Linked DNA regions of Mus musculus: region 2 is linked to region 1. The links are chromatin loops, found by intact Hi-C in ENCODE. Cell type or tissue: left cerebral cortex. All regions are shown on one strand. Each heading gives the region's core, and the rest is flanking DNA. Links, peaks and the distances in the headings are about the cores only. Region 1 overlaps Myh13 (myosin, heavy polypeptide 13, skeletal muscle). Region 2 overlaps Gas7 (growth arrest specific 7).

What was found. Peaks named below come from ENCODE experiments on the same cell type or tissue, not always from the same donor. Only the 100,000 strongest peaks of a DNase experiment are listed, where the experiment ranks them.
Region 2: a loop joins it to region 1, with 5 times the contacts of the local background. A loop is called at or near these places in 9 of 42 quality-filtered maps.

The regions. Positions count from the first base shown.
Region 1 is chr11:67,369,490-67,377,819 of GRCm38, forward strand. Myh13 (myosin, heavy polypeptide 13, skeletal muscle) reads left to right here. Exons shown (of 39, transcript NM_001081250.2): 38 at 1,431-1,565; 39 at 1,999-2,098. The coding sequence ends at 2,013. Among named protein-coding and RNA genes, the nearest start is that of Gm40029, 23 kb to the left of the region's middle. In left cerebral cortex, for the core only: CTCF peaks have their summits at 3,990 (motif pointing right) and 7,007 (motif pointing left); DNase peaks (open chromatin) are centred at 2,029, 2,498, 4,003 and 7,014.
Region 2 is chr11:67,671,794-67,680,123 of GRCm38, forward strand. Gas7 (growth arrest specific 7) reads left to right here. Exons shown (of 14, transcript NM_001109657.3): 10 at 2,445-2,573; 11 at 3,806-3,929. It also overlaps a transcript of Glp2r not described here. Among named protein-coding and RNA genes, the nearest start is that of Rcvrn, 19 kb to the right of the region's middle. In left cerebral cortex, for the core only: a CTCF peak has its summit at 4,596 (motif pointing left); DNase peaks (open chromatin) are centred at 592, 1,538, 4,581, 7,642 and 1 more place; H3K27ac peaks cover 3,762 bases.

The sequences.
Region 1 (8,330 bases), core at 11-8,010:
TACTCAGAGTCCCAGGTCTGACCTGGCACCTGCAGATCACACACAGAAACACCCACCCTTCCTTGCTCCCTTGGTCTATGGTTTGGAATCTTCTCCACCTCCAAGTTTTCTATACCCTCATAACTCCCCAACTTCTCCGGGCCACCTCCTTCTCCAACCTACATCTCTTTATCCAACCCCATCCCGGTTCATTCTATCCATCCCAGAGCATTTTAGTTTACTCTGATGACCTTGCAGCATCCCAACTCTCCCTGACCAGACCAGACCAGACCAGACGACCACCTACTGGCACTGGTTCCTGCCCTTCTGCTCTGAAATACCCCATCTTAATGCTTATCATCTCCTCTCTCTCCCCTCCCTGCACTCTACATTCCTGGTCCCCATCCCACCCCCCAGCCTTCCTCAGCAACTCCCTCAACACACCCTCTATCCCTGTTTAACTGCCTCCTGATCAAACAGGTAAAATCAACAGGAAAAACAGGAAATGGACCAATACCAGTGCTTTGAAAGATGTCTTCCCTGGGGCATTGGGCCTGAGGGCTATAAATAGCAAAATTTTGGGGCCAAGATGAGAAGTAGCTTTTCTCGTTATAGAAAATAAATCATACAGGCTGGTGACACTGGCCTGTGATCTTCAGCATTCTCCAAACGGAAACAGTCTGAGACCAGCCTGAACTCCATGGAGATAGCCCGTCTTTAAAAATTAAATGAAAAGAAAAATATCAGCATAGTAAGGTTAAACTAGCTGTCTTCAGGAAGTTCTCTGATTTTATAGCTAAATATGTTAATTAACTCTCCAAAGTAAAAGGGCCCTCTAGAACGGAGCCTTTCCTGTACTGTCTTGCCTTTGGGACTGTAGTATTGCCTGCAGAGCATCTCTCAAGACCAGTGTTTGAAGGAAGAAATGACTGGTGTATGGCCTTCGCCTTTGCCCTCCTCCTTCCCTGCTCAGGAGCCTGGTCAGTTACTTTCAATAAGAACACCAGAAACAGTTAAGAGTAGGGGGATTGTGCACATCAGATTCGTAGAGTCCCAGCAGGATGATGCAGCACCATATAATACATGCCCAGATACATGGCAATTATCAAAAACAAAACAGAAGGGGCCTAGACCTTCAGGTGCTGCGAGAGTACCCTGGAGCTGGGTCATCTCCGGATTATGTGCATGGGAGAGCTATTGTGGAGAGGGAGTTCAGGGGACCATGTGATGATCTTTGGAAGAAGAACAAGAAGAGCTTGCAAGGAGCCCCTAGTTAGCATAACACCCCAGCTCTGAGCAGGATGCTTTCATCGTTCTCAAAAGAACTCATCTTCCCTCAGGACTGTCAGAGGAACCAAAGCTCACACTTTCCTGGTTCCCCTGACTCCTCAGAACCCCAGAGTCACAGAGAGGTTCTACCGCTGAATAGCCTCCATCTTCTTTCCATGCAGGAGGAGCAAGCCAACACACAGCTATCCAGGTGCCGGAGGGTCCAGCACGAGCTAGAGGAGGCTGAGGAGAGGGCAGACATCGCTGAGTCTCAAGTCAACAAGCTAAGGGCCAAGAGCCGTGATGTGGGAGGCCAGGTAAAAGCAGACACCTGAGAACTGTGTCTTCCCAACAGGTTCGTCATACCTAAGGACCAACAGACCAACCAGGGAGAGCTTAGAGGATGCCTTTTGGTGCCTTCATTCTTGCCACCGGTCAAACAGGCACTTACACCATTTTAGCATAGACTTGTATACCAGGCTCTTGCAAGAGGCACAGGGAGACAGACATGTTGTCCCCCTGTCTCCCTGTTGATAGAGATGCAGTCTAGGAAGCCTCTGCTTTTCAGGTGACTTGTCCTGTCCCTAGCAGCTTACCTGGTTTCTTTGTCAACACAAAGAGAGACGAAGCCTATTCCTTAAAGCTATTTTTCTGAAGTTCCAGAGTTTGCACCTGCTCCACTCGAAGGGGATGCTGGGTCTCCCGTGGAGTTTGACTCACTTCCTGTATACAATTTCTTTTCTCCCACAGAAGATGGAAGAATGAGGCTCTCCAGAGGCACGTTGCCATGGGCCACCTCCGGGAGAGCAAAGGGAGACTTGAGAAAAATAAACCCTCCTGCAGATTCAGCATCCATGCTCTGCTGTGTTTGTTATTGTGGGGTTGAATTCCAGATTCCTGCCTGCTCTGTTGTAAACGGAAAGAAAGTGAGAAATGGGGAGACATGTTCACTCCTTACCTCGAGTAGACCCAGCCAGTTGCCAGGTGAACTTCCAGTTTTTACAAACACCTTAAAATAAAGACCAGGCTAGGGGTGTGGCTCACTGGGAGAGCATTTGCCTGATTTGTGGGAGAGACTCTCGTTTCCATCCTCAGCACCACACACAAAAGAAGTAAAACTCAAACCAAAGACCCTGTGTCAGGCCACACTGGATGCCTGTTAAAAATTGTTCTTCCCAGAAAGATGAAAGCTAACAAGGGTGGGCGACAACAGAGAGATACAGAAACCCAAGCACACTGTTTCTGAGGAAGTGAGTGGGCTCCGCCACCGTAGAAAACAGTGTGAAGGCTTCCACAGAAAGCAAAAGCGGTGCCATGGTACTGCCCTGCCATCTTCTGAGATCAGGATCTTGACAATGAAATTGCACTTCTGTTTCCCTCTGACTTATTCACAATACCCAAGATATGGAAGCATCCCTTGTCTAAATGTCTGTGCTGGGTGAATGCAGTTTGCAAATCTGTTGTCCAAAACAATGGTGGCCAGGGCTGGGGAGATAGCTTAGTAGGTAAAGTGCTTGCTGAGCAAGCCTGAGGACTGAGCACTTGTGTATAAGCCTGGGAGGGGTAGTGCACACCTGTAACCCAGTACTGAGAGGCAGAGGCAGAAGGACCCCTGGAGCTTATTAGTCAGTTCATCTACCCAACTGGTGTCCTCCGAGTTCAGTGAAAGACCTTGTCTCAAAAGATATGATGAAGAACAACAAGAGAGGATGTCATACCTGGCCTCCACATACTCACATGTACATGTATACAATGACCCACACACATATCGTGCAAACACATACAACAGTTGTGCCCGGATATGCAACTGACTATTCTTCAGCCTTTAGGAAGAAGGAAATCCTGTTGTTTGTGGTAACATGTATGAACACAGAGAACACCAGGCTAAGTGAAACAAGCCAGACACAGACAACCCTTAAATGATGTCACATGTGTGTGGAATTAAAACAATCACACATAGAAGCAGAGTGGTAGTTAGAAAGGGTTGGAAGTTGGAGGAAATGAGAAAATGTTGGCCGAAAGAAAATAAGTTTCAGGTGTACGTGATGAATAAGTTCCAGAGATATGGTGATGTGCACAGCAACTCAATATTTATGTGAGGTGCTGAGTTCAAGAGCATCGCACATAAAGAAACAACAACAAAACAAGTTATATACCTTAGCACTATAAAACTCCTATTTGTCTATTATATATTAGACCTCAATATACTTAAAAAATAAATTCTTCAAGAAAAAAAAAGAAGGTCGGGTGTGGTGGTGGCACAAGCCCTTAATTCCAGCACTGGGAAGGCAGAGACAGGTGGAACTCATGTGAACTCAAAGTCATCCTGATCTACATAGTGAGTTCCAGGACAGCTAGGGCTACATAGACAGACCATGTCTCAAAAAGGTGGGGGAGGGAGATGGAAGGGGAGAGGAAGGAATAGAGGGAGGGAAGGAGAGAGAGAGAGAGAGAGAGAGAGAGAGAGAGAGAGAGAGAGAGAGAGAGAGAGAGAGAACACGTTGGGTAACTATTATTTTCTTCTTAGGAATACATAAGTCTCGCAAACTGGATTTTCTATCTTCTCCCCTAAATGATCAGAAGGTTTAGTGGGCTCAGATGACTAAACATTCTACTCATGTCCAGGGCAGAGTGGAAGATAGTCCCTGGAGATCAGACTCCCAGGTCAGTGCTCCTCCTCACTGAGCTACTCTGCTTTTTCTTCCCACACCATTTAGGATCTGGGCTGTACAGATCTCTGGTGCCCACTAGAGGGCATCTGAGCAAGCAGTAGTTATCATCAAATCCATTCACTTGCAGCATGTCAGACACACTGGGGAAATGTAGACTGGGCCTTGGTCCACCACTCCCTGACACGGGCAACTCCTCCACCTGCCTTCTTCCTCTTCAGGATGCCCAAGGCAAAATGTCAAAGGAACAAACTGGACTTGGAGAACTTCTGAGTTTCAAAGTTCAGGCTGAGACCGGGTCTAATCACCATCCCCTCTCTACCCAAACAGAAGCCTGTTAGTCTCAAGTCTCTCTTGGGTCCTAAAGGGCCCAAGATTTTCGATTGTGCTGATTGGCTGGTCCTGGAGGATGGTATGGGATGAGGACCATGACAGAAAGCTTATGAGCCAATATTAAATACAGACCTCAGCCTGGCCCCTTACAGGCTCTTCCTGTGCGACCTTGGATTAATGTATGCTCTTTAGACTTGACTTTCCTAGTTGGCTACCTGATCTGTACAGGAGCACAGGCTCTGGCATCCAGCAAACCTCAATGGAGGAATTCTGATACTGTCGCATGTAATCTGTCTTGCCTTGGGCAAGTGGTTCTCTCTTAACCTTAGTTTCCGAATTCTTTAGGATGGGAGAAAAAAACAATTACAGCCATGAATCTTTGTGCTGTAAAGATTTATTTGATTTGATTTGTGTATAAGTGTTCATGTACACATTTATATGTCTATGTGCACATATATGTGCATGTGCAGGTACCCATGGAGGCCAGAGGAGGAGGATGAATCCTATGAAGATGGAGTTATAGGTATTTGTGAACCACCCAGTGTGGGTTCTGGTGTCTGGCCTCCAGTCCTTATAACTGAACAGCACTACACCCCCGACTGGGTCTCACCCTGCCAGAACTCCCTCCTTCCCAGTCTAAAGTTGCTTTGTGACTTAGTCCTCAGTTTTTCCACATGCTAAATAGGGTGTAATCAAGCACTTCCAAAGTTTATATTTGAGATGCAAATAAAAACATGTAAGGAATACACTTGGCCTGGAGCCTGACATACAGAAAGCACTCTAATATTTTACTATTGTCATGGGAAGGGTTGTGATTTCACCCTAGGAGGTTGGAGGAACACGGGACACAGGCCTGGCTGGGTAACAGTCTCTGAGTCTGTGACTTTCTCTATGGGTCTCCCGTGGTTTGAGGAATTAACTTGCCAAGCTTGGAGTCTGAGAAATTGCTATGGAGCCATCATCCCTCTTCAGTAGCCCAAAAGATGCGATCTGAATTTCCACTTCCCCGATATCCCCCCCCCCCCCCCAGTTTACCTGGAGCTCCGCGGGAAAAAGTTACTCTTAAGTCTCTGCACTGAGTTTCTGGTCCCTGCCTGGGTCTCTGTTGAAGGATAAACAATGCCTATATTCTTCATAGAAGAGTGTTATGTCTTTAATCTCACATCATGAACCCCAGTTGTGCTCACCAACCCGTCCTCTCATTCTGCCCCCTTCCTTATGATCTCCCTCCCCCAAAAAAAAGAAGGAAAGGAAAAGAAAAGAAAAATATAAAATGAACAAGATCATTTTGTGCTGTCCGTATATTTATTGGAGCATGGTCAAATCCCTAGTATCCAGCCCTCCAAGGGAAGGTGAGTCTTTCTCATCTCCGCCCCCACCAGAAGCCATCAAATGAGGAGAACTGTGCAGCCACAGAGAAGAGCAACTTCCCTTGCCCAGGGTTATCAACATGGCTTCAGGAGACAGCCATGAGCATGACTGCAGCCCCTGGCCACATTAGGACCACCAACCCACTCCTGGATGGCCCTCAGCTCCCTTAGAGGGCTGCACATGCCGTCCACACCAACGCCCATCTCCAGGCAGCAAAGTCCAAGGATGTCACCAAGGCATCAGTCAGCAGCATGGACTGCACAGGTCCACATGGATCTCAGGCTTCATGGTGGCTTGGGGCAGCAACATGGACCACAGACACCAACATGGCCTCTATAGTGGCAACGTGGACCACAGTGGTCCTTCAAGGAGGTCCAATCCAGAAAGTGAACCTTTCCTTGTCTTGGGTCTCTGATGTTGCCCAGAACTAGAGTGACGTGTTCAGGGGCTGAATCTGTATTTGTGTAAGCTCCAGGCTGCTGCTACCCTACTGTGCAATGAGAACATGTTGCCCTCAGCATCCCCCCTCTTGCTCTCTCTCTCTCCTGTCACAACCATCATGCCTCCAGTTCTGCCTCTCTCCATACCACACACGCTGCTCCATTTTCTCTCTCCTGCTTCTCCATTACATATTTGTTCATCATAGGAGCACCCTTACTGTTTTATAATCACTATTCAGCTTACTGAATGATAGGGAGGAAGAAAGACTGACTGACAGGTGGAAGGATGGACAGATCTATAAACACATGGCAGTCTTATATGCCAAGCTAAGCCACCAAATATACCCTGTAAAAATTAAGTAACATGATAATTTCCTTCCCTGGGGCTGAAAGAGAAAGAGTGAAGACGAGGTTCGTGTCCTGAATTTCCCTCCTCTGCATCTACGTGTTAAGGTCCAACTGGAAACTGGGACTAGTCCTGAATCCTTGGGTCCTTTTGGATCCCTAACTCTCCTTCAAAGTGCAGATGAAGAGGAAGGGAGCCTGTCACAAGCTAGGGAATACACAACATGGAAGCAAGAAAACTTAGTTGTCCTAGTACATCTATACTTCCCAAAGTCTGTGAGCAAGTCAAGAAACACCTTAGCATGGAATAAGAAGTCTGATTATCCATCACCTGCCTGCTTGTTGGAGTTGCTAAAAGATTCCTAGGTAACAATATGCAAATGTTTCCCAACTATAAAACCCTGCCCCAAATGAAGGTGGCATCATTGCTGTTACTTGGCTACCAATAATGATAATGATAGTTCTGTGGTTATTATTATTAACTATTCAGCATTAAAACCTAAGTATCAAAGGTGGATTTTGAGTCCTACCAAGGGCATTGAGGTCTCCTACCCAGGTCTAAAGCCCCCTCCAAAACAGGACTTTGCTGCCACCTTCTGGCTATGGAAAGAAATGCTTTGCCTTATGCAAATGACCTGGGGGTTAAACACATGATTTCTTGGAAGAGTGGGGGCCAGAGGTGTCCTTGAGAATCATGATTGTCTGTCTGTTCCTGGTCCCTGGTTCTCCACATGAGAAGATTCAGATTGGTAATGGTACCTGTGAATCTGTTGGGACAGTGTCAGAGCCAGACACCCACACCAGGTCTATTGGATCCCAGACCAGGGCTCCCTGAAAATGATTATCCAAAGACAAGGGCCCTGCAAACATCAATGAGACTTGTGAGACCAGTGGACCATGCCATCAGACATAAGAGCTGGTAAGGTTGAGCAAGCCCAAACCCCAGGAAATCTCAGATTTGAGAATGGTGGGCATGGGGCCAGCTCCCTGCCAAAGTGCCTGATCTGGAACACATAGCGATGATACCCCACTGCAAAGACCATGACATTCAGTCACATAGCATAAAAACCTGGAGTTCTCCATGTTAATGAGGTATCTAGCTAGGCCCCGAGTGTTTAGCCAATAAGCTTCCCTCCCTGGGCATTCCTTCCCTCAGAAAGTATCTACTCCCTGGTTCACCCCAAGTAAGATATATACATTCACATCTTCAATCAAATAAAGCAGTTTGGACAAGGAAGGACCAGATCCTTCATCAAGGATTGCTGCAATGGGAGGCCTTTATTATAAAGAGCTGCAGATAAATATCTTGGAGAAGGCTTTCTTTCTTCCAGACCCTCCATGCTCTCAGCACTCACTGGTGACCAAACGAGATTCTGCCCCCAGTCCTGGGCTCAGCTATCCCCTTCTTGCCTGGTGCATAGGGAAAGCACAGACCCTCAGACCCCCGTTCTCAACTCCCCATGGTCCACAATGGCATCTGTGTACACAGGAGTCTGGGGACAGCAATATTCATTACAGACCTCACTGTTTCTCCCCTGGAAAAATTCAGGCGGGGGCCCCCTATCACAGACTGTGCTCTGCCTCCCCTGAGAGGCTTGCAAATGGAGCTCAGGCACCCCAGTGGCAGACATGTAGCTCAACAGAGACTGTTGTTTATGGATGGCCCTTATTTCACAGGTAGGGGAGCACAGGACCGCAGCCACAGCCTGCTCCAACAACCCCTTTCTCATCCAAGGAGCCTCTGTCAGACCAGAGATGATGCCTTGGTCCTGCAGGGGAAGCCCCTGACTTCTAGCAAGGATGAGTAGAAAGCAAACAGCAGTTCCAAAGGTAAGTTCTCTTTAACTTTTCTCAGACCCAAGAGAAAAAGATTAGCTAGCTGTTGACTCTGCAGGGCTATACCATTGCTATCCCTCCCCACCCT
Region 2 (8,330 bases), core at 320-8,319, 300 kb after region 1:
GTGCCCTCCTTTTAAAGGAAGAGAGGCCTTTGGGAGTGCCTCCCAGCATCTTGACCTGACCCTCTCTTCCCTCTCACCTCCTGTCACTGGCCATCCCACCACAGCAGCCCTGAGTACTACATAGTCTTGTGTCTGAACACCCTGGGCCCCTACGATTATCAGCTTTATCATTTGACAGTAGTATCTCACCAAGGCACTGTTCCCTCCTGAAGCTTCCACGATAGCTAGCCCTGTCTTTGCGGTGCTGTTCCCATGTGTCACTGCAATTCCACTGAATTGGGGCATTGGGGTCCCTCACACGCGCACTCTTGAAGGACAGAAATGTAGTGCTATCTAACCCTCGCTCTGTGATGGTGTAGTGACCGCCTCAAGGGCTGAGACCCTGGGTAGCTTTGCAGGGAACTGTGCTGCTCCTGGCTTCTGAAGGGTGTGAGTGCCAGAGACAGAGCTGGCATGGCCCCACCCCCACGCCCCCGGGGGGTGGGGAGTGACATTTCCCAGCCCACAAGAGCATGCTCACCCTCATACAGTCAAGCCCATCCCTGGCACATTGGCACAGGAGCCCCTGTGAGGAGAGAGCTCCCTGAACAGCCACTCTGCTGCTGCAGATGAAGCAGCGGGTTATTTTTAAGTTCATGAGTAGCTTCCCTCCAGGGCCTCCCTCCTCCTGTCCCAGCTCTCAGCAGAGATGTTTTTCCTGCCTGAGGTGGAGGCAGAGGCCGCCAACTAGAAGCAAGAGGCTCCAGCACTAGGGAAAGACCCTACCTAGCCAAGGAAGCTTCCGTCCTCGCAGCAAATACCAATGGTGGATGCAGGCTGATTAACCAAACTCTAGGACCATTTTATGCAAGGCTCACAGGCTCACAGACCCCAGCGCTAAGGACAGCTCATGGAGAAGGGGCACACTTTACACCATCAGCACTTGGAGAAGGGGCAAGCAAATACGGCAGACTTTACACCATCAGCACTCTACAGCTCTGGCCTGGGAGTGTTGGTGACTGCAAACTACCCCAGTAGCCTCCTAATGGTGGCACGCTGATTTCTTAAGAGGAAGGGGACCCTGAGGATTGATTCGTCAGCCTTGAAGAATATGATTCCCGAGGCACAAAACCCATTTTATGTCAGCTCCAAAAGGGTTTATTGAAATTCTTCTCCATCTGAATGTTCAGTGTCGGGGGGTAAAAGCCTTTTAAGAAACAGGATTGTACGGTAGACTCTCCAGCGTCCCCAGTCTCTCAGCTCAAGCCGGTGCTAATAGCAACAGCAATCACAAGAAAGGCGCTCCATCTTTTGGAAGGCAGTTAGAGCCGGCCCCAGGTGAAAGAGGGGAGCGTAGACACAGCCCTGCTGATAAACGGAAACCTGAAGCACGCAGTAGGGGCGTGTGTGCATGGGCAGATGTGTGGGCGAGAGGATGTGTGTGCGCCCCGTGCTGTCACTAACAGGCTTTGTGATCAAGGGTGGGTTACATGGCATCCCCACAGTTCCACTTCTTCATGTGTGAAATGAAGCGTTCCAACCAGGCTTTAATCTTGCCCAACTGTGACTGTAAGAGGCGTTTGTACGCGGTCACCAAGCACGTGCACATACCTGCCCACGTACCCACTCAGGGATACACATATATGTAACCAAAACAGATGCTTCGTGACACACTACTTTTACTCTGCCTAAAATGTACCCTAATAGTTTGTTCTTCTTAAGGTGGGTCTATTATCTCAAAAAGCCTCGACCTGACCCACTAAGCTGATTTCACAACTGCAGTCATTCACTTCTTGGAAACACCCGGACCAGACAGTCATGGGAATCACTTCCAATCTGGAAATTTTCTTTTTCTCTTCAGAAGAGAAGCTCCAGTAGGCCAGACCCTCTGGTATGGGCCAGACCAACCATACATCTCCAGAAACACTTTCAGGAAAGATCACTGATACCATGCATGGAGCCAAGGTTTCAGAGCTAAGAGTGAATCTTAAAAAAGGAAAGGAAGGAAGGAAGGAAGGAAGGAAGGAAGGAAGAAAGAAAGAAAGAAAGAAAGAAAGAAAGAAAGAAAGAAAGAAAGAAAGAAAGAAAGAAAGAGAAAGAAAGAAAGAAGAAAGAAAAGAAAAGAGAAGGGAGGGAAAGGGAAAAAGGGGAAAAGGGAAAAAGGGGAAAAGGGAAAAAGGGAAAAAGGGAAAGGGAAAGGGAAAGGGAAAGGGAAAAGGAAAGGAAAGGAAAGGAAAGGAAAGGAAAGGAAAGGAAAGGAAAAGGAAAAGGAAAGAGAAACTACCAAGCCAATGTTTTTAAAGAAAAAATGTTGGTTTTAAGAAGTCCTTGATATATGGGCTGGAGAAGTAGGTCAGTGCTAAAGCACTGGGTGTCTGGCTCACCAGAAGCCGGGGGCTCTCGCCCCTGTGTTAGCACAGCTCATGTCTTGACACTGACTATCCTCTCTCTGCCCTCCTTCACAGCTCCACAGCGAGGTGGAGAAACCCCTGATGAACTTCAGAGAGAACTTCAAGAAAGACATGAAAAAGTGCGACCACCACATCGCTGACCTCCGTAAGCAGCTGGCAAGCCGCTATGCCTCAGTGGAGAAGGTGAGAGGCCAGGGTGCCCAGCCGGGGGACAGCATGGGACTTCCAGGACAGGATAGGTATCACTTTGCCTCTGTACACTGGAGTGGGGTGGGGGGGAGGGTAGTCCAAGGAACTCGCATCCATCCATGTGGCAGGCAGTAGTCGCTACTCCAGGACACTTGGATGACTCTCCCAAGGGCAAGTGGGAGCAAGGAGATGCTGCAGGTGAAGTGGGAGCTGTAATGGGCACACAGGTCAAGGCATCCCCTCTTTATGTGGACACCAAGTCAGATGTGCCACAGCCACTCACATGGCTACTGTGTCTGGGCCTCACTCTCAGGTCTTCCCTGTACTAATCTCCCCTCCCAGATGCCCAAAGAATTACCTTCTTGTGGGTGCCCAAACCATGGGAGGCAGGGATGCAGATAGTCAGACTTGGAGGGACAGGGTGGCCTGATTTAGTGCTCTATAGAACAGGAGGGGCAAACCAAACAGGTACCCAAAACATTGCTACATCTCCAACAAAGGCTGAGTGGAGAATGGTGGTGGTGGTGGTGGTGGTGGTGGTGGTGGTGGTGGTGGTGGTGGTGGAGGAGGAGGAGGCGGTGCAGGCACTGGAAGGACTCAGGCTACAAGATAAGGGAGTTGGTAGTCACAGCCTGTTGAGCCCTGCCAGTAGGAAACTCAGTTGACCTTATGGTCCCTCCCAACCCTGAAAGACAGTGGGTTTTTGTTGTTGTTTTTTGTTTTGGTTTTTTAGATTTATTTATTATATTTATTTTATCTGTATACATGTTTTTGCTCAAATCTATGTCTGCACCATCTGCTTGCCTGGTGCTCTTTGAGATTAGAAGAAGGTCACCCACTCCTCTGGAACTGGAGTTACGGATGATTCGGGGCCACCACGTTGGTGCTGGGACTCAAGCTCTGTGTCAGCCCCAAGAACCAGTGTGTCCTTAACCAGCTGAGCCATCTCTCCACCTCAGAGACAGTGGTTTTAGGGTCATAGGATAGGCATATGCTCCAGAGGCAACATGGCCTCAGGGACTGACAGGTTGCACACAGATGTGGCTAGAAGTGGGCAGACAAGGAAAATCTAGCTAGGTGCCAGCCCTCTAGCTCCTCCACCCCAGGGTGCCATCATCACCCACACAAGCAGGGGAGATGAGATCAGGTAGGTGGGTGGCTGGACCCTGAAACCCGGCTGTAGCTTTATGAACAGCTTCTCTGGGATGGGCTGTTCCCCGCTCCAGGCCCGCAAAGCCCTCACAGAGCGGCAGAAAGACCTGGAGATGAAGACCCAGCAGCTGGAGATCAAGTTGAGCAACAAGACCGAGGAGGACATCAAGAAGGCACGGAGGAAGTCCACTCAGGCCGGTGAGCCCATTGTCCTGACTACACCAGCGCTGGGGGAGGGGTAGCTTTCCGGTGGCATGGTCTTTCCCAACTTCCCCTGTGTCTCCTCCCTGTACCATGTCCAGGGACCTCAAGGGAAGAGACAGGAAGCAGGCAAGCTACTTCGAGATCACACTGAGGGCTTCCTGCTATGGCCTTTGGGTTTTCCCAAGCCCTCTCTCTGGGTCCAGAGATTGACAGATTGATTGCTCCAGGCACCAAGAGCTTAGGACCCTATCCCTGTTTGAAGAGTGTAACCCCAAGCCCACCCATCCAACTTGCTCCACCTCCCCAGGGAGTTAGTGACACTGTGGAAGTGAGCTCCTGTGGGTAGTACAGAGGCCAACATTGGTTTTACTTATTTACTTATTTTTTATTGATTATTTTATTTATTTACATTTCAAATGTTATCCCCCTTCCCAATTTAACCTCTGCAAACCCCCATCCCATCCTCTCTCTTCCCCGCTTCTATGAGGGTGCTCCTCCACCCCCCACCCACCCATTCCTGCCTCACTGCCTTAGCATTCCCCTATGCTGGGGCATAGAGCCTTTACAGGATGAAGGGCCTCCCCTCCCTCCTATTGATGCCAGAATTTCCCCACATTGCTCCCATGAGCAGATTTCTGCTGCCACCTAGTGGTAACAATCAGCTGATACACAAGGCGGAAAGAGGGGCCCTTAGATACAAGAGATAGAACAAGTTTCTCAAAGATGCGAAGTCTCCACCACACAAGGGCAGCACATCAGCCTCTGGATTTAAGACTTGTGCAGTGAGGGCTGGGAGATCTTTAGATATCCTTCCTTCCTTTTAATTTCTGATAAGCCCGCTGCAGTCTGTGTCATCCTAGAACCGAGTCCACCCCCTTAGAGCATGTGAACTGGGGTAGAAATAAGTTGACAAACATTAGCTACATAGTAATACATCCTGGGTCCAGACACATTTTCATAAATGCCTCACATGTTTATTGTAAATCGGAAGGGGACTCTAATAGGGAAGACATGTATTCAAATTAGTTCATTAAAGTACAAAACAGAGCTATACAGCAACAGTAGTCTATGGCCACTGGTTTCATCCGTGCCCAAAAGTGTGCAGTGCTATTCACTAGAAATACCCCCCCCGAGCAATTTTCTGAATTCACATAAACAAGAACATATGATATTCTATCTTCAAGCTTCTTTTTCTATTCATAAGTCTTAGAAACGCCACCCCCCCCCATCTCATTCCCTCTTAAACCGCTTTATATATCCATTCATGTGGATTGGAAGGAACGCAGGACCTTACACCTACGAGACTTCTTTCATCATTCCTTGGGTAGATTTTGGAACCTTGTGATGGTTTCAGACTGTTTGCCTGGGACCAGAGATACTGAGTTTGTTATTAGAACTGTAACTCTCTGCATATGTAAGGCCAGATGCTCATATGGAGAGAAGGAAGATGCTGGGTCAGAAGATTTGATTCATTTCGTCAGATACTTCCAAATTGCTTTCCAGAGAGGGCTCCACAGCCCACACCTGTGAATACCTCTTCCTTGAATGCCTATCAGCACTACCTGTTATCAAACTTGAAATCACTGGTGCACTGGTAAAAAAAAAATAATAATAGGTTTTGCTATTACCTTGTACTTCTCTGTAAGAGGGTTGAGCATTCTGAAAACACACTCATGACTTTTCTTTTCTGCCTCCTCTCCCCCACCGGCTGAGGAATTCCAATTCTTCCTGATTTTCTTGGTGTCTCATTCTTAGTGATTGATTCACAGCTTGGGTAAGCGTTAGGGAGATTCACCGCTGGTCATCTGAATTGCAAGTGTTTTCCTATGGTTACCATTTGTCTTTTATATTTTTGTTCTCTGAAGAAGGAAGAGAAAAAGAGGTGTGTGTGTGTGTGTGTGTGTGTGTGTGTGTGTGTGTGTATAAAAGAGAGAGACTGTGTGTGTCTGTGTGAGAGTGTGTGTGAGAGAGAGAATGTGTGTCTGTATGTATGTGTGTGTGTCTGTGTGTGTATGTGTGTATGTATGTGTGTGTATATGTGTGTATCTGTGTATGTGTGTGTATTTGTGTGTGTTTGTGTGTGTTTGTGTGTGTATGTGTATGTAGCTGTATGTGTACGTATGAGAGTGTGTCTGTGTCTCTGTGTATGTGTGTGTGTGTATGTGTGAGAGTGTGTGTGTGTGTGTGTGTGTGTATAAGAGAGAGAGACTGTGTGTGTGTGTGTGTCTGTGTGAGAGTGTGTGTGAGAGAGAGAGTGTGTGTGTCTGTCTGTATGTATGTGTGTGTGTCTGTGTGTGTATGTATGTGTGTGTATATGTGTGTATCTATGTATGTGTGTGTATGTGTGTATGTGTGTGAGAGTGTGTGTGTGTATCTGTATGTGTATGTATGAGAGTGTGTCTGTGTGTCTGTGTATGTGTGTGTGTATGTGTGTATGTGTGAGAGTGTGTGTGTGTGTGTATAAGAGAGAGAGACTGTGTGTGTGTGTGTCTGTGTGAGAGTGTGTGTGAGAGAGAGAGAGAGTGTGTGTCTGTATGTATGTGTGTGTGTCTGTGTGTGTATGTGTGTATGTATGTGTGTGTATATGTGTGTATCTGTGTATGTGTGTGTGTCTGTGTGTGTATGTGTATGTATCTGTATGTGTATGTATGAGAGTGTGTTTGTGTGTCTGTGTATGTGTGTGTGTGTGTGTGAGTGTGTGTGTGTGTGTATAAGAGAGAGAGAGACTGTGTGTCTGTGTGAGAGTGTGTGTGTGAGAGAGAGTGTGTGTGTCTGTATGTATGTGTGTGTGTCTGTGTGTGTATGTGTGTATGTATGTGTGTGTGTCTGTGTGTGTATGTGTGTATGTATGTGTGTGTATATGTGTGTATCTGTGTATGTGTGTGTATGTCTGTGTGTCTGTGTGTGTATGTGTATGTAGCTGTATGTGTATGTATGAGAGTGTGTCTGTGTCTCTGTGTATGTGTGTGTGTGTGTGTATGTGTGAGAGAGTGTGTGTGTGTGTATAAGACAGAGAGACTGTGTGTGTGTGTGTGTGAGAGAGAGTGTGTGTGAGAGAGAGTGTGTGTGTCTGTATGTATGTGTGTGTCTATGTGTGTCTGTGTGTATGTATGTGCGTGTATATGTGTGTATCTGTGTATGTGTGTGTATGTGTGTGTGTCTGTGTGTGTATGTGTATGTATCTGTATGTGTATGTATGAGAGTGTGTCTGTGTCTCTGTGTATGTGTGTGTGTGTGTATGTGTGAGAGTGTGTGTGTGTATAAGAGAGAGAGACTGTGTGTGTGTGTCTGTGTGAGAGTGTGTGTGAGAGAGAGAGAGTGTGTGTCTGTATGTATGTGTGTGTGTCTGTGTGTGTATGTGTGTATGTATGTGTGTGTATATGTGTGTATCTGTGTATGTGTGTATGTGTGTGAGAGTGTGTGTGTGTGTGTGTGTGTGTGTGTGTAATTTACCTGGTTTCTGCTGAGGGTTCTCTCTACAGTGGCCTTGTTCTCTCTGTGGTGTCAGGGTTTGGGGAGGACGTACTTGGAGAGGCCTCCATCTGGAAGGCAGTGCTGACATCCCTTCCTCCTGTTCCTTTTCTACTCCTCCCTCACCTCTCACGATGCCACTGGGAGGAAGGATGTCTGGATCCTCCAGGGCTCTGACTTCAAGTCACCATCCCCACCGTGAGGAATGTCTTGCTGTCTGTCTAGTCTCTGCCTCTGTTCCAAGCACTTTGCACACGTGACTTCACGATGACTCTTTAAAGCTACAACTGTCATACCTGTCAGAAGAAGGACAGATTAGTTGCCATGCCCAAAGTCATTGCAGCCTATAGGGTGGATCTAGGCTGGCATCCCTGGCATTCTAGCTCCTGAATCCACCCTCTCAACAGGCACTTTGTGAAAGGATCCCGTCTCTGCTTCTCAGGCTGTCCTGGAAAAAGAAACACCCTTCCCCCACACCACTTTCAGGTGCAGCAGACATTCCTGAAACATGTTCTCAAATATAGGATGGACATATAGGGTACCAGGGGCCTCACAGTGTATGTTCACAGGGCAGCATGCTGGCTTCATCCTGGAGCAGGTGAGGTGGCGGTGGCGATACGGGGATAGAGACACATCTGTGCTCTTCCCTCTGGCTAATACTGCTACAACCAAAGGAGTAGTTGTTGACCTTAGGCAGGGATGAAATGAAGAAAACACGCAGCACATCTGTCCCCCAAGGTGCAGGGGTTATGGTATGGCTGTGAGGGCAGGGAATGGGAATTCTGAGGTGGTCTGGAGTCACATAGACAAGTCTCCCCGTTTTCCCCCAATTTGCCACCATAAGGTGCATGAGTAAGACTTATGTCAAAGGAGTGACTCTGAATCTATTTAAATGACTAAATTCAATTCTGAGAATTCCTAGAA